2 separate regions of the Homo sapiens genome follow, and region 1 is linked to region 2. A link is a contact called in ENCODE Hi-C or POLR2A ChIA-PET data. All regions are on one chromosome and are shown on one strand. Each heading gives the region's core, a stretch centred on a gene start or an enhancer-like site at or near the end of the contact. The rest is flanking DNA. Distances are from core to core; before and after follow the strand shown.

Evidence for each region. Hi-C counts contacts between places; a loop is a spot of excess contacts on that map. ChIA-PET counts read pairs that join two places held with the same protein, here RNA polymerase II (POLR2A). Pooled maps may share reads with other maps.
Region 1: a loop to region 2 is called in a map of HepG2, with 5 times the contacts of the local background. The contact joins two enhancer-like sites. A Hi-C loop is called at or near these places in 5 of 168 maps with a recorded cell type or tissue (CD4-positive, alpha-beta T cell, Caco-2, HepG2 and 2 more), 14 of 37 single-sample maps with no recorded cell type and 12 of 50 pooled maps. POLR2A ChIA-PET finds 5 or more read pairs at or near these places in 7 of 52 experiments (CD8-positive, alpha-beta memory T cell, H1, HepG2 and 4 more).

What each region holds. Positions count from the first base shown.
Region 1 is chr11:102,492,986-102,496,800 of GRCh38, forward strand. LOC102723838 (a long non-coding RNA gene) reads left to right here. Exons shown (of 3, transcript NR_135076.1): 2 at 795-879. Among named protein-coding and RNA genes, the nearest start is that of MMP7, 36 kb to the right of the region's middle. Within about 2 kb of position 1,933, at least 2 of the 41 ENCODE cell types and tissues checked have a DNase peak (open chromatin) inside an H3K27ac peak, as active enhancers do.
Region 2 is chr11:102,428,268-102,431,949 of GRCh38, forward strand. The region is part of intron 2 of TMEM123 (transmembrane protein 123); the gene reads right to left. Among named protein-coding and RNA genes, the nearest start is that of TMEM123, 23 kb to the right of the region's middle. RefSeq lists a silencer at 691-868 and enhancers at 1,493-1,552, 1,633-1,782. Within about 2 kb of position 2,409, at least 6 of the 41 ENCODE cell types and tissues checked have a DNase peak (open chromatin) inside an H3K27ac peak, as active enhancers do.

The DNA of each region.
Region 1 (3,815 bases), core at 683-3,182, 64 kb after region 2:
GTTGACAACAATTAATAGGAAAACCCCAAGAGGCAGAATTTGGAGCCAAAAGGCAGTACGGGGCCCTGATGGATGATTCTATATGAAAATAGATTGTCCCTGAACATGGCTATCAGGGACAATCACGAGGCAAATGACTAAGTCCAGACACAAAGTCAGATATCCAGTAATTGTTGTTTGTTTTTGTTTTCTATATGTATATGTCCTTAAGATTATCTTATCGGAGAGGCAATTATTATTATTATTTTATTTTTTCGGGACAGAATCTGGCTCTGTTGCCCAGGCTGGAGTGCAGTGGCACGATCTTGGCTCACTGCAACCTCCACCTCCTGGGTTCAAGCAATTCTCCTGCCTCAGCCTCCCGAGTAGCTGGGATTAGAGTCACCTGCCACCACCTAATTTTTTAGGCTAATTTATTTTAGTATTTTTTTTCTTTTTTAATAAAGATGGGGCTTCACCATGTTGGTAAGGCTGGTCTCGAACTCCTGACCTCAGGTGATCCACCCACCTCGGCTTCCCAAAGTGTTGGGATTACAGGCGTGAGCCACTGCGCCTGGGGAGGCAATTAAAAAGACTTTGGAAACATACAAATATAGCTTCAAATGCAAGTGCTGTCACATCCCAGCCGTGAGAATTTCCTAATTTATGAAATGAATAAAATAATACCTACTTTTCAGGGTTGCTGTAGTGATCAGAATGTAGGTATGTAGGGTGGATTAGGGATGGCTGCACATTCTTTGTTATGTACTCACATTGAGAAATGGAGTTTAATAATTAAGTGCCTTATTCAACAGGTATTTAACGGGTGCTTACTCTGTGTCATGTGCCCTTCTTGCTGCTGAACAAAGTGGATAAATTCCTTGCCTGAAAGTAATTAAGGTAATACCTTTTAATCATTGTTGGTGATGTAATGGTTATTAAGATAACCAGAATATCGGGGTTTACCTAAAAAGACCTAATTGTCTGATATGGACACGTAAGAAATGAAGTTCAAAGGAAATCTGTCCTAAGTAAATTATAATTAACATCTAAGTATTAATCGTTAACAAGCTGAATAGACACCATATAGCTATTTCAAATTTAAATTAGCCTCTATCTTACCTATTATTTTTAATTTCTACCACTACCTTCTGGAAGCTGTGTAAATGAAAATCCTAACTGAGTAAGTTAACACAAATAAATACCACTTATCCATTCATTCATTCAACCGATCATTCAACAAATATTTTATTTTATTTATTTATTTTTTGAGGCAGAGTCTCACTCTGTCGCCGGTGTGCATCACCACACCCAGTTAATTTTTTGTATTTTTAGTAGAGATGGGGTTTCGCTATGTTGGCCAGGCTGGTCTCAAACTCCCGGTTTTAAGTGATCCACCCACCTTGACCAAAGTGCTGGAATTACAGGCGTGAGTCACAGCGCCTGGCTTCAACAAATATTTGTTGGACAACTTTTATGTGCTAAACTGTGCTAACCATTGTTTCTCTGAATGATTCAGACATAGACTCTGCTTTTTCTGCCAAGAACTCCACTTTTCATATCAAAATTATGGTAGAGGAGGAAAAACTTGAAAAAAAAGTGCTAGGTTAATCATATCTTTTATAACTGAATGATTTCTTAGATTAAGATATTTTAATCTATTTACTTTGAGGTAGATTGATCCCTGAATGACATAGTCTAGTTACTGATAACTAAAAAAGTACAATTAGGTGTTAAGTTTGAATAGAATTTCAATCCATTATTTAGGGTTCCTAAATTTTTCTATATACTGTAGTTGCTTGGTTTTATTCAGGGCTAGGGAAATTTGCTAATTTGAGAGGCAAGACAAAAAAGCCTGTCAAATGCATTTGTATTATGCCAAAGTAGTTCTCAAGGTATCTTTCAAGTGAATGTTTAGCACATATGCGTGCACACAAAACAAACTTGATGTTCACCATTATCAACGACTAGGATGGCAAATCCACTCTTGCTTTGTAACCAAGGAAAGTCACTGCTGCATGGTCGTAACGTGCTTAGTCTTTATGAAGATGCCTCAGCAAAAGATGACAGGGATATAAGACTGAGTTATTCCTTTGAAGTTTAACTCATTATCCTTTGGTAATCATAACTCCATGTTTTTTACCTCCCCAGTTAAAGTTCCAAAAGGCAACAGTAGGTCACAGCAGCCCCTTAGTCGGAGGTTAGGCTCAGGTGCAATTTACTCTCCTCTGTATGCTTGCTAGTAACCAAAGGAGTAACAGTTTCGCACACCAAAAATGATCAGAGTCAGTGGCCAGGGTTTACGTTTCATGACAGCCTTCTATACTTGTAGGAAATACAGACTTTACCGTTAAAGAAACTAATGTGGTCACCAGGGTCATGGTCTTTAGATTCACGTCATCTGGAGTGTAAAGCACTAGATCTGAATTCCCTTTTTGTTGATTGGGGCATTGACAATTGAACTGTAATGACAAAAGAGGGTATAAACTAGAACGTATGTTTGCTGATCCATACAGCATTTTTGTGGTAGCAAGTATTCTTTTGGTTAGAATTAATACATCTCTTCTGGTTTGAATGATAGTCTCCTGAAGTTGATGAAACTTAGTGGTTTCATAAGAGAAAGGGTGCCCTCATGTGGCGATTTAGAAACATAACAGCAAATTCTTTGGCATTCCCGGCTTCAAGGAGGAGGTGTATATTGCCTCATTTTAACTCTGGTTGTGTTTCTGATTACTTTTATCAGAAGAGTATGGCAGAAGTGAGGTTATATGACTTCTATGGCTAGATCTTAAAAGTCATACAGCCTCCATGGTGGAGAAGATGCCATGAGCAGGCAGTATGGTTGACAGTCCCAGCTGAGCCCAGATTTCCAATTATCTCCAGCAACGCAGCAGACGTGTGATTGAAGCCATCCCAGCCCCTCCCAACCAGCCCATCGGCCCCACAGAACAAAAGGATCACCTAGGGCAGCCTTGCCTGAACTCCTGGCCTACCAAATCATGAGACATAATAAAATGATTGTTGTTTTGAGCTACGGTTTAGGGTTCTTTTTATGCAATGTTCGATAACTGGACACTCCTTCTGTTAATTCAAGTTCTCTAAAAGCTGATACCAAGAGGATCGGATTCGACATAAAAGAGGTTTTTGGGGAAACACCTGTGAAGGATAACGGGTGAAGGAGTGGACTAGGTAGGGAGAGCTTTCAGACTCTGATGCAGGTCTGGAATCTGAAGGAAGAAAGATTAGGCAAGAAGAGTCTTAGGCTATCTCACAAGAAAATAAAGTATTTCCAGGCTGTGGTGGTGGGGGGGGAGGTCCTCAAGCCTGTTAGAAAGATTCTGCTTATCCCAAACACTTTATGTCAAACTGGAGTTTTGGACCTGTGTGCGGCATGCTAGAATTGATAGAATGTAGCTTAGAAACTCACGAAAACAACTTACAGAATCCCACGCCGGGCGCGGTGGCTCACGCCTGTAATCCCAGCACTTTGGGAAGCTGAGGTGGGCGTATCACCTGAGGTTGGGAGTTTCAGACCAGCCTGACTAACACGGAGAAACCCCGCCTCTACTAAAAATACAAAATTAGCTGGGTGTGGTGGCACGTGCCTGTAATCCCAGCTTACTCCGGAGGCTGAAGCAGGAGAATAGCTTGAACCCGGGAGGCAGAGGTTGCAGTGAGCTGAGATCGCGCCATTGCACTCCAGCCTGGGCAACAAGAGTGAAACTCCGTCTCAAAAAACAAACAAACAAACAAACAAACAAACAAAAAATCAACTTATAGAATCCCAGTGTTAGGACTTTCTCCCTCTCACATTGTATATCATCTATTATAACTCT
Region 2 (3,682 bases), core at 1,159-3,658:
CTTAACCTATATTCTTCACAATTTAAAAAAAGTCATTTTATTTTATTTTTTTGAGATGGAGTCTCACTCTGTCACCCAGGCTGGAGTACAGTGGCACAATCTCAGCTCACTGCAACCTCCACCTCCAGGGTTTAAGCAATTCTCCTGCCTCAGCCTCCCAAGTAGCTGGGATTACAGGTGCCTGCCACCACACCCAGCTTTTTTTTTTTTTTATTTTTTAGTAGAGACGGGGTTTTGCCATGTTGGCCAGGCTGCTCTCGAACTCCTGACCCCAGGTGATCCACCCAGCTTGGCCTCGCAAAGTGCTGGGATTACAGGTGTAAGCCAGTGTGCCCGGCCCCCCCAAAAAAAAAAAGTCATTTTAAAGAAGTGTTTTTTCCCCTAGATTACTTTATCCCATATCACAAATTAAATGGCCATCTGGACAATTACTTTATAAAGCTAACTGAAAAAGATATTCTGAGATCCTCAGGAAATGATCCATCTCCAATTTAAGTGGTACATTTTTGCTGCAGCTCATCAAGAATAGGCTATAACTCTGACAAGAGCAGATGTTTCTGAAGAGAAAGGAGACTAGTAACTACTGGCCACCAAGTCTGGCCAGGGAAAATCATTACCACTGACTGTGGCTATGTGGCCAGTAGAATGAACATCTGTTCTTTTTTCCCTGCCCAGCTCCTGTTCCACTCTTCCTTCAGGCAAACACCCTTCGCTCACCCCCTGGGGTCTGGAGGGACTACGAGTGGGTAGGCACGAGATTCAAACCAGGTCAATCAGCCTCTCGCAGGAGTCTGAAATGTGAGTAGAATACACCAGGATGGACAACAGTTAACACAGTCATTTTGATGGCAGCCTCCTCAGGAGATTTGTTAATTCCTGTCCCTGAAATCCCTAGCCACACTAGATCTAGTTCAGTTTTCTTCTTTAGGTTTTGTGAATGTTGGACAGCAGGTGTCCAACAAGTCCTTGTTTATCTAAGTTAGTTATAGAAAATTTCTACTGCTTGCAACCAAATGATTTTAACAATATGAAATTTAAATCTGGGATGATGTCTACTTTCTTCCTGCTCTTTTCTCTTCTTCATAATCACGCTTACGGTTCCTCTTCAGTTTTTTTCCTCCTTTACAACAGAATGCACTTTTCAACTCATGTCAGCAAAAACATTACATGAGACTACTGAAAGGCAAGTTTTGGCGTACAAAATGAAGTTTCTAAAATGAGACTTTCCTCTTTGAGAAGGTCTTTGGCACTCTGCTAACCTTTGACTCTTGCCTTGAGAAAACATTTCCTTACAATTAACAAACATAAAAGCATGAATGCCTGTGTGTGTGCTGCAATGTGACTCTACTTACACCAAACCAACAAGACTATTTTCAGTGCAAAAGTAAACTCCTGACAATCATAGCATTCTACCAAGCAAATGTTTGACATCTTATACATAGCATCTTGTACTGTAAACTATTATAGGCTTCAGATGTAGCCAGACTCACTGCAATCAAATCCAAACTCCCTGAGGGACTTCAGCAACACTGCTCCACCATCACTAAAGCCTCACAACACCGCTTTCCTGTGTCACTTTTATTACCCTCTTTTATGTCAGCAGAAGCACAGATGCTCCTGCCTTGCCAAAAGCCACAGGGCCTGAACAACCCGAGCATCTCCAGAAGCAGCCTGTGCGATGGGAGCACCACACAGCAGGAAGACTGGTGGCAAGCATGGCCCTTCGTAGGGGCAGAGGCCTCTCTGATCTTCCAAATTGCTCTGTCCATCCCCTTCCCCATGCCACCTCTCCCAGCCAGCATGAGTACCTTTTCTGGATGGGCTTCATCTTTATGGAAACAAAGAGGCAAAGAACAGAGTTGCCCGGGACCACAGAAGACAACTGTGGCAATTCTCCCCTGTTAAGTGAGAAGACCAGAGTGCAGGTGGTGATTTGTTTTGACCAAGGGGCTCCATCTCACAACTAAGGCTGGTATAGCAAGCAAAAAACTCAAAAACTGGTTTACTCCTCCCATAGCATTCGCATATCCTTTACTGTTTCAACAAAAACAGCACTGGGTGCTGGGAAGGTGGTGGTGAGTAAAATCAGCCTTCCCCCTGAAGGAGCTGACTTTCTAGTTGGGGAGGCAGAGTGAGATGAAGCATCACATTACATTACTATAAGCCAGTAAACCACAAACTCCTCTGAAGGCTGGTATCCCAGTTATAAGCCTAGAGGTCTAGGACTGGACCTGAGGAAACAAGCTTGAGCAATCTAAAGGCTGAAAGGGTAACTGGTAGCCAGAAAAAGGCAAAGATGAAAGGAAGAGCTCTTCAGGTAGTGAGAACAGAACATGCAAAGGTCTCATGGCAGAGAGGGCAGAGAAAGGAGGAACCAAAAAGGTAAGTGTGGCCACAGAGCTAGGAAAAACACGTTTATTTAGGTCCTGGTTTTGTGCCAGGTGCTTTACATGTTACCTCATTTAACCCATGAGATGGCTATACTCTCTTAGCCGCATGAGACAGCCATCTTTCTATAATCAGCTCTATTTCATAGCAGGAAGTGAGAAGGCAGAGATTAAGTAGCTTGCCCAAATTCAATTAACAGCAAAGCAATTTTTCTCTTTGTATCTTCCCCAAAATACAACATAATACACATACTGGGTGGGGATGACATGGGGGAGGGACCACTAAACTAGTGAACCAAATTCAATGTGGGGTGAAAAAAGTAGTCAAACCAATTCTTACTGAACAGTCAGGTAATAGACTAAAAAAGTCATCACTTTTCAACTAGTTGTTTTCATGTCATGAAGATATAACCATAATGAAATGTTTTGTAGGAGAGGGTCAGTTCCCATTTTAGGAAACTGTGCTTATGTCATTGGATTAAAAAAGAAAAACTAAAAATAGTCGGTGGGATACTTAAAAAAAAACTGTATTTATGGTGTACAACATGATATTTTGATATATGTACACAATGTGGAATCGCTAAATAAATATAGGCATTACCTCACATACTTATCTTTGTAAACTGACAAATTACAGCTGTATAAATTTATAGGTATAAAGTGATGTTATGATTTATGAATACATGTAGAATAATTTAATCATGCTAATTAACATATCCATCACCTCAAATACTTATTTTTGTGGTGAGAACATTGAAATTTTACTCAGCGATTTTGGAAGGTACCATACACGATAAACTATATTCACTATGCTGTGCAATAGAACTAGAAAAAAGAAAGTTTTCCTCTTCTCTGAGGCTCTGTATCCTTTAACCATCATCTCCCCTTTTTCCCCACCCTGCAGCTTCTGGGAACCACCATTCTACTCTCTGCAGTTCCATCCATGTTGTCTCAAATGACAGAATTTGCACATTTGCTTTTTTAAAGCTGAATAGTATTCCATTGTGTGTATATGTATCACATGTGCTTTATCCATTCATCTGCTGATAAACAGTTAGGTTGATTCTACAACTTGGTGATATGGGCTGGCTGTGTCCCCACCCAAATCTCATCTTGAATTGTAATCCCCATGTGTCATGGCAGTGACCCGGTGGTAGGTAACTGAATCATGGGGGCAGTTTCCCCCATGCTGTTCCCATGATAGTGAGTGAGTTCTCAGGAGATCTGATGGTTTTTTAAGCGTCTGGCATCTCCCTGCTGGCACTTTCTCTCTCCTGCCACCCTGTGAAGAGGCG